Linked DNA regions of Mus musculus: region 1 is linked to region 2. A link is a loop called in an ENCODE intact Hi-C map of the cell type or tissue named here. Cell type or tissue: heart. All regions are shown on one strand. Links, peaks and the distances in the headings refer to the core of each region. The heading gives the core; the rest is flanking DNA. Region 1 overlaps Uhrf1bp1l (UHRF1 (ICBP90) binding protein 1-like). Region 2 holds the start of Uhrf1bp1l (UHRF1 (ICBP90) binding protein 1-like).

Region 1 (8,338 bases), core at 69-8,068, 60 kb after region 2:
ACTAAAATGTTTCATTCTCCAAGGATTGCTTTCTTTGGGGTAAAGACTAGTTTCCAGGTGCCATAACTTCAAAAAAAAAAAAAAATGAGACAGTGTCTTACTCTGGCTGGCTGGCTGGCCTGCTCTATTGACCAGATTGGCCTTCTGCCTCTGCCTCCTAATGCTGGGTTTAAAGTGCACACCATTGTGCATCCATCAGCCATGTGGGACATGGGTCCACTCATATGGGCTCACTTTGCCTTCATATCTTCAAGAGCTCTGTCTCCAAATAGTCACATTCTGAGGTGCTGAATTTAAACCGTAAACAGAAGCACTTTAGAGGCGTGGGGTAGAGTGTACAGTTCAGCTCATAGAATAAGCATAGTATTCTTGATCTTGTTTTTAACATGTGTGCCTCTTTGTCGTATTTGGTTTGGATCCTGCCCCTTCCCCTTAACATTAGGAGCCCAGGACAGGCTCCTTCTAGCTTAGTTTGCACTGTTTGAAGGGCTGAGATGGAACTATGCGGCATGCTTGCCCGGCATCTGTGATGCCTGCTTTCACTCCTCAGTACCACCAAGCCCAAGACAAGCAGAAACTGACACCAGAACAACAAATAAGCAGGTAGGTATCCCTGAGCTACATGGTCATCTGAAGAGCCTGTTAGCAATGCCACATGGAGCCCAGGGCTGCCCCGTGTGGGGACGACGTCTCGTCGTCTATGGCTGCTGCCATCACAGTCTCTCTTTAGAAATTCCCTTTATTCCTGAGTGTGATGCATTCTCTGGGCACTCTACTTCCCCTTAATCCCAAAGGCAAGGACCTCGACATCACAGCTAGTTTCTAATCACAACTTTTTTGTTTTATGTCTGTCTCATGTATGGAAAGTTAAATGGAATTGGACATCCCTTATTTCTTCTATGTTCTGTGTCTGTAGCATAAAGCCTAGGGGTAGACCTTCAAGGAAGCTTCTTTGCTTTTATGAATGGAATGAAGAGATGAGTGCAGGTACCCAAAGTCAAACATAGATCATCCTGTGCAATGTTCTTTGCACCTGAAAACATATGTGTATAGTTACTGTGTCCTTACAAATGTCCTAGGCATGTTTACCTAATAATCATGACATTTATATGCATAGAAGGTTGTTGATCTTAGACAAGTTTAGATCATTAAAATAAAGTATGCCTGTGCTGGTGGCTGTAGAAGCTTTGGGTTTTCTTTGGGATGTCTTAGTTACTGCATCTAAACTTAATGCTCTGTCACTTTTGCCATTTTGTTAACAATGATGTGCTCTGGCCATCCACCCCCACCCCCCAGAATGGCTTATTCCATTCCTACTAAATTTCAATTGGACTGAAGAAGAAACTTGCTCGCTCAGCCCACATTTTACTTTCACACAGTACGTTCTGTTCTTATGGTTTATCCTTGGACCGGTAACCACGCCTGTCCACCTGTGTCCTGTCTTTATCATCCTCAAGGCCCCAGTAAATCATCTCACGTCTACTCCTTCCGTCTTTCAAGTTCTTCTAGCCACAGGGCCTTCAGCTCCGGACGGGGATGACTTAGGGGCAGTAGCAGAGGTTTCAGCCCATCTATCCTCTGCCTACTGCATTGGCCTTAGGCTTTGGGAGTGCAGACCATCATGGTGGAGAGGCATGGTAGAGAAGACCTCATTTCTAGAAAAAAAGGGGGGGGCTGGCGAGATGGCTCAGTGGGTAAGAGCACCCGACTGCTCTTCCGAAGGTCCAGAGTTCAAATCCCAGCAACCACATGGTGGCTCACAACCATCCCCAACAAGATCTGACTCCCTCTTCTAGAGTGTCTGAAGACAGCTACAGTGTACTTACATATAATCAATAAATAAATCTTTAAAAAAAAAAAAAAAAAAAGGGGCTTAAGGAGAAAAAAACCAAGCCTATATGTATTCAATTAGAAACATGAGTTGGTTCTGTAGGAGGCAGTACCAATACACTGAAAAAATATCCATAGTTATCAGAAACTGTAGGACGCTTCACTTGGTGTATCAAGTATTACTGGAAAATTGGGGTCCTTTCTCAGGATTCTTAGTCTTGTAGAATAAAGACCTCATCAAGCTGTTCTGAACCCTGTAGTTTTTATGATTAATATACTTGCGGTTTCAGAAGAGATACAACCTGTAATTATCAGCATTAGTTTAGTGGGAGGAAACCGAGTGTATAATAATGGATTATCCGAGACATTTCAGTTACTGCTGTACTTGAAAGCTCTGTTCTAGGCCATTGTTAAAGAGGAGAGTGGGCTGTGTATGCTCTCCCCTCATGGGCTTTCTGCCTGGCACACCTCTTTATAGGACACAGAGTGTGATGCAGATAGGTAGGTAGGTAGGTAGGTAGGTAGGTAGGTAGGTAGGTAGATAGATAAATAGATAGATAAGTAGGTAGGTAGGTAGGTAGGTAGGTAGGTAGGTAGGTAGGTAGGTAGATAAATAGATAAGTAGGTAGGTAGATAGGTAGGTAGGTAGATAGATAGATAGATAGATAGATAAATAGATAAATAGATAAATAGATAAATAGATAGATAGATGAGTAGGTAGGTAGATAAGTAGGTAGGTAGGTAGATAGATAGGCAGATAGGCTTTACGGGCAGGCCATGATTTCGACACCGTGCTTTAAGAGGGTGATGTTTTATTACTCTGCTTCACTGTGAATCTAACAGGACTCCCAGTTTATGCATTTTATTTACATTATATTTTTTTCAGTTAGTGAAGCATAGAAAAATGTCTTATGTCTATATTTGCTGTTAGTCACATATGTAGCTTCATGTGTGATATTGATTAAGGAGAAATATTACTTGTTAAGGCTATCTTTTCTATGGAAACATAACTGTCTGTTCGCTGAGGGAGCTTAACACTTTTCTTTTTTTTCTCCACAGTTCCATCTCCCAACCTATATAGCCAGCTGAATGCTCTACAGTTTACTGTAGATGAAAGGAGCATTCTGTGGTTAAACCAGTTTCTGCTGGATTTAAAACAAAGTCTTAATCAGTTCATGGCTGTGTACAAGTTGAATGACAGCTCAAAATCCGATGAGCATGTTGACATCCGAGTTGACGGCTTAATGCTAAAGGTATCGTGGAAACAAGTGGGGCTTCATGCTAAAGGTATCGTGCCTCTGCCTCCTGGGTTTAAAGACATGTCCACCACACCCAGCTGAGAGCAAAGCCATTTTTATAGATATAAAACTGACTAATTGTTATAATCCCAGGATATAACGTGCTGTTCAGACGTGAGTAAGCTTAATTATAATCTTAATTTCATGGTGAAATGTAAGATTGAATTTTGATTCTCAGCTATAGGAAATCTGAGAGTGTTTCCTCTACTTTTGTGTATTTATGATTTTAATTTTTCTGACTTCTATTCATTTGAAAGTAAGAGATAGCAGTAAAATGTAAATCTTTAGTGAGATGGTGCAGTGGGTAAAAATGGGGCATGTAAGCCTGAATACCTGACCTTAGTCCCCAGGTCCCACATTATGGGAGGAAAACTGACTCCTGCAAGTTGTCCTCTGACTTCCACAAACTTCCTCTGACAGCAAATAATAAACAAGTCACTGTCACATAAAGAGGTTTTAAAAATCTTTAGTCCTTTTTGTTCCTGTTATAGGGTTTATACATTTTTTTTCTTCTAGAAAAGGTTAAGTGTACAGCAAAGTTTTTAAAGTGTATGAGTTGCATTTGTTCATATTATTCAATTATTAGTGTCTAAAGTTAACAAAACTTGCTTTGTAAGTAAGTAGCCACTAATCTAATTTGTATACAATCTTAGGTTTTTAAAACACATTTTAGTAAAAAGAATAAGATGTGGACATAACTGACAATTTACTGAAGGGTCCGTTGTTGATAGATTATGTGTTGTAGCCGCTTTTATAAAACATTGTGCAGCTAATATTCCACATTTCCTAGCATATAAGGAAAAATCTTCTCAACTTAGCATAAAGGAACATGTTGTTTAATAGTGCTTGAGACAGAACTAAACAATGATCATTATATTTTCTGGGCATGAGCAGTACCCAGAAACCACTTTGGACTCTTTGCTAGGAACACTGATTCAGTTCCCTCTTGAGAACTATGTCATAAGTCTGCCTTAGTCTCACTGTCTCAGCATACCCTGCCTGTTCTCCAGAGTGCTACGATTACAGCTGTGTGCTCTCTTGCAGCCTGGAACAACAAGTCGGGTGACATCTGTCTGTACAGTTGCTGTCATTCTTTCAGTCTCCTAGAACACTTGGGCTTAAAAGTAGCTTAACAAAACTATCGAATATCGCTTTTTCACACTTAGTGCTTTTTTGTGTGTGTACTCAAACATTTAGTAAGTAAGAGATGGCTCAGTGGTTAAGAGCACTGACTGCTCTTCCAGAGGTCCTGAGTTCAAATCCCAGCAACTACATGGTGGCTCACAACCATCTGTAGTGGGATCTGATGCCCTCTTCTGGGGTGTCTAAAGACAGCTACAGTGTACTCACATATAATAAATAAATCTTTAAAACAATAAAAATAATACCAAGTCTTTTGTATTTTTCATGATGTAGGGATTTGTAAACTGAACTCAATTTTTTTCCCCTTCCAGTTTGTCATTCCTTCTGAAGTGAAGGCAGGTTGCCATCAAGATCAGCCTCACACGGTGTCTATTCAGAGCTCTGAAATGATAGCCACCAACACGAGGCACTGTCCGAACTGCCGCCATTCTGATCTAGAAGCTTTGTGTCAAGACTTTAAAGAGTGTGACTTTTTTAGCAAAACTTATACTAGATTCCCCAAATCCTGTGACAGTTTTAATCTTCTACATCCCATCTTCCAGAGACATGCCCACGAACAAGATACCAAAATGCATGAGGTTTATAAAGGGAATATTATCCCTAAATTGAATAAAAACACTCTTAAAACATCTGCTGCCACCGATGTGTGGGCGGTGTACTTTTCCCAGTTTTGGATAGACTATGAAGGGATGAAAAGCGGGAAGGGGCGGCCAGTAAGCTTTGTAGATGCTTTCCCTCTGTCTATCTGGATTTGCCAGCCAACAAGATACGCAGAGCTACAGAAAGAGTTCCAGACTTGTGATCAAGTGACCCTTAATACCTCACAAAGTGAGTCCAGTGATCTGGCTGGCCGAATGAAGAGGAAGAAACTCTTGAAGGAGTATTACAGTACAGAGTCTGAGCCTCTGACAAATGGCGGCCAAAGACCTTCATCAGACACATTTTTAAGGTTTTCCTCTTCCTCTTCAGATGCGGATGTTCATGTCTTGGTCCGTGTTCATAAACATGTCAGTATGCAGATCAATCACTACCAATATCTGCTGCTGCTTTTCATACACGAGTCTCTCGTTCTGCTTTCGGATACCTTGCGGAGGGATGTGGAAGCTGTGATTGGAAGCCCCGCTTCCCAGACTTCTGTTTGCGTTGGAATTTTACTTCGCAGTGCGGAGCTTGCCCTGCTGCTTCATCCAGTGAATCCCACAAGTGCTCTGCGCTCTCCTGCTTCTGAAAGTGGGAGCCCATTGCTTCCTGACTTCCTGCCAGCAGAAAATGGGGGGTTTTTGTCTTCAAAGAGAAAACAAGGTGGTAGTGGTATACACCGAATTAGAAATGCTACTCTCAATCACATGTCAGACAACAGGTCAATGAGTGTTGACCTCAGCCACGCCCCTTTAAAGGATCCGTTGCTTTTCAAATCAGCCAGTGACACAAACCTGCAAAAAGGCACTTCTTTTCTAGACTACTTATCAGATAAACATTTAGGGAAAATAAGTGAAGATGAAAGTAGTGGACTTTCTCACAAGAGTGGCTCAGGAGAAATGACCTCAGAAGGGAGTCACACAAAGGATGTGGCTTCCACAGACTCAGATAGTGTCTTAAACTACAGAGATGGCTCAACTAGGCTTTCCCTGGATGATGACGGCAACCATAACCCACCTTCAAACCCTGTAACTGGTAAGGGAATTGACGCCATACACTCCATCTTCAGAGCTGAAGACTTCCTTCCTGAAGCAGCTTCCCTCTCTGAGAACCCGGAGAGCAGTAAAGAGGAGGCGCCCCCAGCCAGAGCACCTAAATCCCAGACGTCCTTAAGGTAATGGTGCAGTTGCAATGGAAGTGGTTTTAGTTCTGTTGTTTCTTTGGCTTGTTTATTTGTTAGTTTTGTTTGGGAGTAGAAAACCTCAGGACAAAGTGTGGCATTGTCAGGATTAAGAGTCTGTGTTCAGAATCTGAGATAGCCCTTACTTGTATGTCTTGGTATACTTCTTAGCACTTACTAGCTTGGGGACGCTATGTGATGCTACCTTTACTACACGCTGGCTTCCTTGCTGGGCCTGTGTCTTGCTGTGGTCCGGCTGGGCTAGGACTCCAGCACTCCTTTTGCCTCTGCCTCCGCAGTTCTGGGATTCCAGGGGCCCTCCCTCTCCCCAGCACTACTAAGAGTGGAAGGCGAAGTCCTTTCAATACCTGGGGTAATTTTCCATTGATTTTGTTTGCTGACAGTGCTAAATCTAAGGAACGTTGCCCACCCTCCCCAGCTCCACTCTCTGTTTCCTACAAGAACATGAAAAGGAGCGCCTCACAGGTCTCCCTGGATACCCTTTCCCTGGACAGCATGGTATTGGAAGAGCAGGCGGAGAGCGATGGAAGCGACAGCCACGTGTTGCTGGGGAAGGGTAAGTGAACAGACCGCTTACAAGAAGTACTATGTAAGTACTTAAAGTTGTACCCCACGCTTATTAATGACATCGAATGGACAGACAGAATGACTCAGTTCTGAACGTCTGGCCCTGTCCTCCTAGCTGTGACTTGCTAGTGGCTGTCCTTTTGCTAGCAGGACTCCTCGAGTTACCCCTTGGAATTTGATCATGTTATTTTCCAGTTTAATCTTAGGAATCTTCATTGCTTCAAGGCTGTGAAATTTAGAATTCTTAATTCGTTTTGAAGATGTTCTTTATGATTTGACCTCAGTTTAGTTTTTCTTCATGTCGTTTTTCCTTCCTTTAGTTCTTTTTCAAGAAATTATATTCATCTGTCTATAGGAGAGTGTGGGGCAGGGTAGCACACATGTTCCATGGCATGAGTAGAGGTCAGAGGGCAACCTGTAGGAGTTGTTCCTCTCCCTCCACCGAGTGTCAAACTCAAGTTGTCAGGCATGGTGGCCTTTACCCACTGAGCCACTTTGCTGTTCCCAGGTCTCACTTTCTTCACTGTGAAGAATGCTTCTCTGTTTCACAGTATTTCTTCTGGGCCTGGAGAGCTGTTTTATTTCTGTACAGTTTAGCAAAAATCATAGACATCTTATCCCTGGACTATGAGAAAGACTGAAATGTTCTGTTAACATGCACCACAGTTACCGCCACATACACCTCTCTGTCTCCATATCTGGTGGGATATCCACTTACTGAACGTCCCACACTCAGGGGCATGGGGTAGAAGCCAGCTGGTTACACGGCAGTAAAGAAGGAGCTGAGTTGGGGGTATAGTTTTTGTGTCTTGGACTTCATTTGAGTTTTAGTTCTTTTATGGCATTTTACAATATTAATCTGTGATAGATACAAAACTTAATGATCTTATTCCTTTTCTCATAGATAGCTTGAGGGAGGAGAATAGTCACACGATATTCAATTCATGTGAGAGGTGATTGGGGCTGCTGTAGGGTGGGGAGAAGAGAGAGGGACTCAGACTGGATCTGTGCAGTGTGTGACGAGGGGAGATGTGAGGCTGACAGGCAGGAGGAGGTTTGCCTCTCAGTTCCTTCTGATCATCACTGTCACTGTTAGTTCACTACAGTTAGGGCTTTAGTATCTGACTTAGTCAGGGTTTCTGTTGCTGTAAAGAAACATCATGACCAAGAGCAGGTTGGTGACTAAGGGTTGGTCTGGCTCGCACGTCCAGATCGTAGACCATCCCTGGAGGAAGTCAGGGCAGGAACTCACACAGGGCAGGAACCTGGAGGCAGGAGCTGATACAGAGGCCATGGAATGGTGCTGCTTACTGGCTTGCTTCTTAGGACTTGCTCAGCCTGCTTTCATACAGGACCCAGGACCACCAGCCCAGGGGTGGCATGGGTGGCATGACCCACAATGCCGTGGGCCCTCTCCTATCAGCTCTATAGGTTGGTCCCCAGCCAGATCTGAGGGAGGTGTTTTCTCCTCTCACGTGACTGTAATTTGTGTCAAGTTGACATAAATCTAATCAGCACAGTATTTCTGGCATTTAACTATAGGAAGTCATTTCTCATTTGCTGAGAGACCGTAATTTGACTCTGTTTGCTTAGAGGTATTTAAACAAGGCTTTGCTTGAAAGCATTCGTCCATTTTTCAATAAATATAAACATTGCTGGA
Region 2 (8,338 bases), core at 35-8,034:
ATCTATCTATCTATCTATCTATCTATTTATTTGGGTGGTTTTCCACTTATCTTAGGATTCCCCCCCACCCCCACCCTGTATAGCCCTGGCTGTCCTGGAACTCACTTTGTAGACCAGGCTGTCCTCGAACTCAGAAATCCTCTGCCTCTGCCTCCCAATTGCTGAGATTAAAGGCGTGCGCCACCACTGCCTGGCCATGGGATGCTTTTTATCCTGCTTGTTCTGGAAAGAACGTCCTTCAGTCGATCTTGTTTCTCTTCCTAGAGGCTAGCAGAGGATAGAGCAGCCAAAATAGAAAAGGGGTCCTTATTAATGGGGGCTAAGTGACTTTACAGCAACTTGAGCTGAGCCTCTGCAGCAGGCACCACCCTAGCATTTCCCCCTCTCCTTTCTGAAGAGGGATGGAGGCGTTCCTTTAGAAAGGTGTATTCTTGTAGGGAGGTTGTCACTATCAGAAAGCTACAGATATTTTTAAAGACCTTGTTTTATAGTATATGATTAAATGTTAGCATGAATAGTCAACCCACACGTTATTTTTTTTTTTTTCCATTCTCAAGGGCGGGCCTTTCTTTCTCTCTCCCTTCCTTCCTCCCCTCACCACTCTGGTTCTCAATCTTTTCATCTCTGCCTTTTCCTCTTATTCTTCACTCTCCCTCTCATTGACCTCAAAGGCCTCTCAGATGGTCCTTCTACTTCCACTCGATGAGCTAGAACTCCAGGCATGTGGCGCTGTCTTAATTCCATACGAGTTCATCAAAACAGGCTAGATTGTTCGATTACGCATAAACTACCCTCTAAACCCACGTACCTTTCTGATGCATCCCCCAGGAGGGAGTGCAACTTCTTTTCCTTATGTAGACATAACTCTGTGGTCACTTTTGTCTCTTAAAAACACCCCTTGTGGCTGGGTGAAAAAGAGGAACAGAATGTAGTAACAGTTTTTCCTATTTCAACAATTTCCTTTTTTTTTTAATACAGAAAATTTTAAGTGACATTTACATATGCATTTATTTAGATACAACAACCAAGCCAAGTAGATAAGCTGAAAGGATTACCATATAACTCTTCTATTGTTTTTGATATCATAGGTGTATTTTTATAACTCCCTAGTTTATTTTCATTTTTTCCTAGCCTATTTTGAAAACAATCCTTTCTGATATATACCCATATCTGGATTAGCCCAAGGTGCAGGAATTACCTATATCTGCTTATAACATATTTTCTTTCTTTCCTTTTCTTTCTTCCTTCCTTCCTTTCTTTCTTTCTTTCTTTCTTTCTTTCTTTCTTTCTTTCTTTCTTTTTTCCTTCCTTCCTTCCTTCCTTTCTCTCTCTCTCTCTCTCTCTCTCTCTCTCTCTCTCTCTCTCCCTCTCTCTCTCTCTGTTTCTTTGTTTCATTTTGTTTTTCAAGACAGAGTTTCCTGTAGCCCTGGATGTCCTGGAACTAGGCTGGCTTTGAACTCAGAGATCTGCCTGTCTCTGTCTTTCAAGAGTGCTGAGATCTAAGTTGTGCACCACCATTGCCCAGCTTGCCTATAACTTTTAAAAATGCTGATTAAAGAATGAATAGTTGTTTTCCTCTTTCTTTCTTTCTTTCTTTCTTTCTTTCTTTCTTTCTTTCTTCCTTCCTTCCTTCCTTCCTTCCTTCCTTCCTTCCTTCCTTCCTTTCTTTCTTTCGTCCTCTCTCTCTTTGAGACATGGTTTCTCTGTGTGGCCCTGGCTACGTTGGAGTTCGCTCTGGAGACCAGACTTGCCTCAAACTCAGAGCTCTGTTTTCCTCTGCCTCCATAGTACTGGGATTAAAGACACACACAACCACTGCTTGGCTCATTTTAAACTTTAAAATTAAGTTTGCATACCATAGCCAAGTTAGATTTGACATGTGGGTTATATGTTCATACAAATTAATATATCTCAACTAACCAGTAAATAAATGGTATATAAGTGTCCTTTTGGATATATGGTTTTATAATCAAAGGGCTCAAAAAAGTTAAAATGCTAAAGATTAATTGCACCAATTTTTCCCTAACTTTTGCATACACTCGTGTGTACTATGAGTACATATAAACTAAAATTTTTAAAAATTTACTTTTATGTGTGTCATGGTTTGTATATTCTTGGACTAGGGAGTAGCACCATTTGGAGGTGTGGCCTTGTTGGAATGGGTGTATCACTGTGGGTGTGGGCTTAAGACCCTCACCCTAGTTGCCTGGGAAGACTAGCAGACTTTGGATGAAGAGATAGAACTCTCAGCTCTGCCTGTGCCATGACAGCCTGGATGCTGCCATGCTCCCACCTTGATGATAATGGATTGAACCTCTGAACCTGTAAGCCAGCCCCAATTAAATGTTGTGTTTTATAAGACTTGCCTTGGTCATGGTGTCTGTTCACAGCAGTAAAACCCTAACTAAGACAATGTGTATTGGTGTTTTGCCTGCATGTATGTCTGTGTGAGGGTGTCAGATCTTGGAGTTACAAACAGGTATGAGTCACCATGTGGATGCTGGGATTTGAACCCACTTCCTGTAGAAGAAGAGCCAGTGCTCTTAACCACTGAGCCATCTCTCCAGCCCCTATGCTAAAATGATGAAGGCAGGGAGCTGCTGTATTAGAGTTATTATGACTCTGTAGGAAGTCCAGGGCAGAAGAAAGGTGTCTGTGGGTGTTGGCAGTTTGAAGTACACTAGACTATCCAGTCTGTACTGTGCTCAGAGGCTGTCCGAGCCTCAAGAACTTCCTTGTGTTCTGTTGCTCTATGTTTGTTTGTCCTAATAGTTCATAATCAGGGCGAAGCAGGAGGTTTGGCTAGCCTTTCTTTGCCCCTCCCCACACCCTATGTTTGGTTTGTCAATCAAATGTTACTTTTAACATTTATTCCTCTGCAAATACAGCTGATTTCCACCTAATCATTTCTAAGAGAAGAAACTTCAGGTCAACTGAAGAAAAGGGTTGGGCCGGGGGATAAGGGATGTTATCTTACTGAATCAGAGACTGGGGACAAGGGATGTTATCTTACTGAAGCTCAGAGACGGAGAGGAGCAGGGTTCTGGGCAGAGACTGGGAATGAGTCACCCAGCTAGGGACAAGACCTGGCTGGCTGCAGGCGGCCTTCGCTAGTCTAGTAAGGCTCTGAAGTACAACCCATCACTGTCATGCCAGCTTCCAAGTAGGAGTCAGTCCCAAGACAGGCATTTTTATGAGTTGTTATGGATCCTATGTCCAAGTAATAAAATCTTGGCTTTGTAGTTATTTTTATTTTTTTATTTTTTCAAGAGAAGGTGTTGCTAAGTAGATCATGGTGACCTCAGACTTGTAGCACTCCTCCTGCCTCTGTCCCCGAAGGGCTGACATTACAGACCCATGTGTCACTACACCCAGCTTGGTTCCCTTCAAACAGCTCAGATTGCTTTCATCCTTGCACAGTATTTGTGTTAGCAGATTCTTGTTACCCTGGCATGCTTCAAGCATTGTGAACTCTAATGCTGCTTCTTCCCACCTCAAATGGCTACACTGTCTCTCTCTCCCACCTGTTTATGAAATATTTTAGTGATTTATATCTTTTTCAAAACCTGCTTCTACAACAGGTGGCCAGACAATATGGCCCAGACACACCAACAGTACCTACTAGGGCCCCTACCAAACCATCCCTAAGGGCAGACACTATATTTTAAAGATGATTAAAAGTGAGGTTAACGGCTGAGAGAGCTGGCTTAGCAGACAATACACTTGCCATTCAATCATCAGGACTTGAACTTGAGTCTCCAGAATTCACATGAAGCCAGAAGTCTGTAATCCCAGCACTCTTTAGGCAATATGGGAGAGGCAACAAGAGACCAACAAGAGGATCCTAGGAACCAGGTAACCTGGAGTACACAAGTAGCTGTTGAGGAAGAGATAGAAGAAAGTGAGGCACTACACCCAGGGCTGTTCTCTGACGTCCCCTTGTGTGACCAAAGTCACATTCATACATGAAGTGAAACTAAAGCTGAAAACAATCTTTCCAAGTTAACATAGCTAGAAAATATTAGAACCAGGACTTCATTTTGGGCATTCCATTTCAAAATTTCTACTAAGTGTGTCTATGTGTGTGTGTGTCCAGAGGATAACTTTCAAGGGCAGTTCTTTCCTTCATGGTGGTTTGGTCATCAAGTTCAGATCATCAAGCTTGCTTGACAAGTACTCTTGCTGGCTGAGAGCCATCTCACTGGCTCTAGACTTTCTAACTTCTAGGTCTTTAGGTATATTCGGTTAAATATGACATGCTGTCAATTTTACTTCCTTTAAGGTTAGACCAACGAATGGAAACATTAAATTACAGCCGTTAGTCTAAGGGAAGGATCTTGGTAAAAGAAACTGAGATTAAAAAGCTGAAATGGCCAAAAGAATAACATAAACAGAGCTACTTGTAGAGCAGAAAGTTGAGTTCGGAGGAAATGAAGAAGCAAGACTAGGATGTCAGCGAGAGAGGCACAGACAAGATGAAAGGGATGAAGAAAAGATGAAAGCCCAAGTACCAACTAGGAAAGGGCAGCGGAGGACCTAGTGGGAGTCCGAAGTAGGCAGGGCTGAAGATTCCCGGAACTCCCACAGGTCCCGCCCACCTCGAGCTCGCTCCGCCCCCCCGACTCCTCTCCCCGCCCCCGGTCTCTTAGGTGATGCTGCAGCCAAGATGGCGCTGGCGGCGGCCGCGGCGGCCTGAGCGTCATGCTTCGGGCTCTCGGCGGCGGCTGCGGCGGCTGTGGCCTCGGCCAGGCCCTCGAGTCTCTTCTGAGAGTGATCTCTCCGGCGCTTCTCCTCCGGGCCGGTGAGGCGGGACCGAAAGAAGACTGCCGCGAAGTGAGGAGGCTGTGAGGAGCGACAAGAGAGCGGCGCTCCAGCCCGGCGGGCACCATGGCTGGGATCATCAAGAAACAGATCCTGAAGCACCTCTCCAGGTCAGCGAGCGCTCGGGGCCGGTCCCGTCCGCTGGCCGCCGGTTCTCGGGTCCAGGTCGCAGGTTCGGGCTCTGCCGGTGCCGCTGGCGCCCCCGACCGGCCTCCGGAGTCACGCGGAGGGCGGCGGGGCTCGGCGGGCCGGGGTCTCCTCCTCCGCCGGGGGCCGCTCCTGCGCCGAGGCTGGTGACGTCCCCGGCGTCACTCAGGTGCTGGGTGGATGGGGTTGGGCTGGGACCCGGTCCGGCTCGGAAGCTCCCGGGGCTCGGAGCCGAGCGGCTCCGTTAGCCGAGGACTGGGGTGTGTGTGTGCCAGTGAAACGTTAACCTTGGGATTGTTCTCGGTGCCCCCTACCTGGCGTCCCCGCTCCGCTGCACGGGAGGGTGTGCTTGTTTGCACAGTTCGGATTTGTTTTAGGGGAAATTAAGCAGGACTTCTCCGCTTCGGCCAGTTCTCCGTGGAAGTCGTTTTCAGTCCCGCATCGCGTTCGTTCTTGCTGCAGAGTTTTCCGATTTTGTTCCGCGACCCTTGAGTTCAGGGAGTTAACGTCCCTGGTGTTTAAACCCCAGACGTGTCACTCTTTCCATTTCATAACACAGTTTTAGTCAGAAACATGACTCAGTAAACTGGCAGTTTGTTACTGCTCTTGGCTTCTCCATATTTGTCTCAAGAAACAGGCTAAATGTAGGACCCTGTTCCAAGTTGGTGACAGAGAATTAAAAGCTCTTGGTTAGGATCTCTTTCTCTCCTCTGTTATTTGTAAGTTAATGAATGCTTTTAACTGATTAAAGGAACGTTCTCAGGTTTAATGATAGACTTGTATAGTAAACATGTCTTCATTTTCTGGATATGTGTGTGTGTGTGTGTAATACATATATATATATTACAGTTGAGAACATATTGAACAAAACAATACTATGATTCAGCAGATATTTTCCTGACATTATATCTTTATATTGAATAAAATTTAATACACACAGTATGTATACATAAAGTATCAAACTATAGCAAAGTTTGTGACCGTGTGTTTGGTTCTTAGTATCACTAATTAGAGAGAGAGAGAGAGAGTGAGTGTGTGTGTGTGTGTGTGTGTGTGTGTATTTAAACAGGTTAAGTAGCTCAGGCTGTCCTGAAAATAAATCTCAGGCTACCCTCAAGTTCAGTGTCATCCTGCCTCACCTTCCTGAGTGCTGAGATTACAGGTCTGTGCTACCATGCTTTGTTGGATTTTTTTTAATTATATAGATAGTGCAATACTGAGTCATCTTATTTTGAATAATGTTTATTACTTAGGGTGAGTCTGACTCATGAGATACACTTCGCCCTTGCCTATTTCAAGAGCCATAAGAAAATTCAGATCCATAGACACTGATTTTATTGCCCTTTTCTCTCCCAGGGATAATGATACTGTACCACTCTGTATGCCCAAAAGAAAATCTAATTCAGTCGATAAGTGCCTTAGGGCATTATCCTTTAATTCTCTTGTATAAGTCCATTTGGGAAGACCTCTTAAGAGCAGGCGTGTAATGGCTTACTCTGCCACATAGATAACTCCCACATACTTAGAGTTAAGCCCTTAGGATTACATTATAATCTTCCTGATTTCTTACACCTGTGTGGTAAATAGTAATGAGCATTTCATTTTAAATCAGAAAGTTTCTAAAACATAGCATTTTCTTTCTTTTTAAATGGAGAAACCATTTGTAGTTTTTTTTAAAGATTATTATATTTTTATTTATTTACTGTATACATCCAAGTGTGCACATATGTGCCTGATCCAGTCTATGTATGGAACATCTGAGGATAACTGGTGCTCACCTACCACACCATGTGTGAGTTGGAACTCAGTTTCCCAGGCTGGGTTAGAGTGCTGGCCTAGCATGAAAGCTGCCCTGAGTTCAGTGCCTAACACCTTATATACCTTATAAAGCGGGTGTGGTGACAGATTCCTGTAGTCTCAGCGCTTGGGAGTTGGAAGCTGTCAGATTTAGATTGTCCTTGGCAGTAGAGCCTGAGGCCAGCCTGGAATGGTGGAATCCTCTGGGGGAGGGCGTTGGAACCTGTACCATCAGAGAGAGGAAACATTAGGAAAATGCCCAAGTTCTTCCAGGCTCTCCTGCAGGGACTCTTCCAGGAAGAAGTCTGTCTAGAAAAATAGAATGGTCACACTGAGTGAAAGTTGAGATCTTAAGATTGAAACTGGCAATTCTGGAGGCTGGCCAGGACTTTGGACGTTGGCATATTGGACCAGTGAGGAAGAGGAACTGTTTTATAAGAGACTGACATATGCTTTATGCTTTAAGTAAGCGCTGCTTGGTTTGAGTATTATAAGTCATCTTATAAGAAACATCTCTGTTTCTTGCCTAATGTTTGTTTCCTTAGTGCCTCTTGCTTTAATGAGAAGTTTGTAGACTTGACTGATCTGAATCAACTTTGGGGTGTGTGAAGAGAGACAGGAAGAGGTTAGAAGTGTTATATTTTAGGGGAAATGAAACATGAAAAGCCTTTGAAAGAAATTACCCAGATTTTTTTAGGTCAGCACAGGGTATGTGTTGAAGGTGGTTATAGGGGAATCCGTCCCCCCCCCCCCCCGCCCCCGCACCCCGTAAGAGGATAAGAAGTTCTTTAAAACATTCATATATAAGAAAGGAAGATGGAGCAGGAACTACCTGTCATTTCACCATTACACCTTTTTATCTGTTGCTCTGTGTCTCTCTGTACATATGTGTGTAGGTGTATGTGCAGGGAAAATGTAGTTGAAGTTGTTGAAGATCTGACCACACACCTGAGATAGTCGGAAGACAGGCAGGGACAAAAGGTACACATTTAATTAAGCTGGGACCTGCAAAGTGATATGAAAGATCCAAGCACAAATACTTGCCTCCCATCACTTAGCCTCAGGACATAGTATATGATACACAGGTTTTTCTGCAGATTAGGAGTTCACTTGGTAGACTGTACCTCATGGGGTGGAGTCTCTGTCCTGTTTGAAGCAATGGTTGTCAACCACTGGAACTTTGTTCCTTTGGCAATGGTTTTGATTATTGTGACTTGGAAGGTTGTCACCTGGTAGGTAGAGGCTGGGGATTCTGCCCAACACTATCACGCACACCCAGCACAGACCTCTAATATGAAATCACATCTGGCCCAGATGCCAGCAGCCGAAAGGCTGAGGAACTGGTTTCAAATATGTAGATGTGTATCAAATGATGGAGCTCGATAGCTTTGCTGGCTATGGTTATTTTGTCTGCAGGCAATAGAAATGTGTCAACTTAAGTAAAAAAGGGAAATATAGTTGAAGCTGTTGGGTGGGTCACAGATTCAGAGGAAGATCTGACCACACACCCTGAGACAGGTGGAAGACAGGCAAACTCTTTGAATTTCCCTGGGCCTTCATCTTAGAGCAAGGC

What was found. A loop is a pair of places that touch in the nucleus more often than their neighbours do. Peaks named below come from ENCODE experiments on the same cell type or tissue, not always from the same donor. Only the 100,000 strongest peaks of a DNase experiment are listed, where the experiment ranks them.
Region 1: it touches region 2 in a loop (2.2-fold over the local background); 2 of 42 quality-filtered maps call a loop at or near these places.

What each region holds. Positions count from the first base shown.
Region 1 is chr10:89,800,130-89,808,467 of GRCm38, forward strand. It overlaps Uhrf1bp1l (UHRF1 (ICBP90) binding protein 1-like), which reads left to right. Exons shown (of 21, transcript NM_029166.2): 13 at 2,890-3,083; 14 at 4,583-6,084; 15 at 6,495-6,667. Among named protein-coding and RNA genes, the nearest start is that of Gm31090, 7.9 kb to the right of the region's middle. In heart, for the core only: a CTCF peak has its summit at 4,457 (motif pointing left); no DNase peak of the experiment used is centred there.
Region 2 is chr10:89,740,358-89,748,695 of GRCm38, forward strand. It overlaps Uhrf1bp1l (UHRF1 (ICBP90) binding protein 1-like), which reads left to right and starts at 4,634. Exons shown (of 21, transcript NM_029166.2): 1 at 4,634-4,931. The coding sequence starts at 4,888. It overlaps Gm30963 (predicted gene, 30963), which reads right to left and starts at 836. Exons shown (of 4, transcript NR_155765.1): 1 at 809-836; 2 at 106-267. In heart, for the core only: a CTCF peak has its summit at 5,028 (motif pointing left); DNase peaks (open chromatin) are centred at 4,614 and 5,204; H3K4me3 peaks cover 1,773 bases; H3K27ac peaks cover 1,152 bases.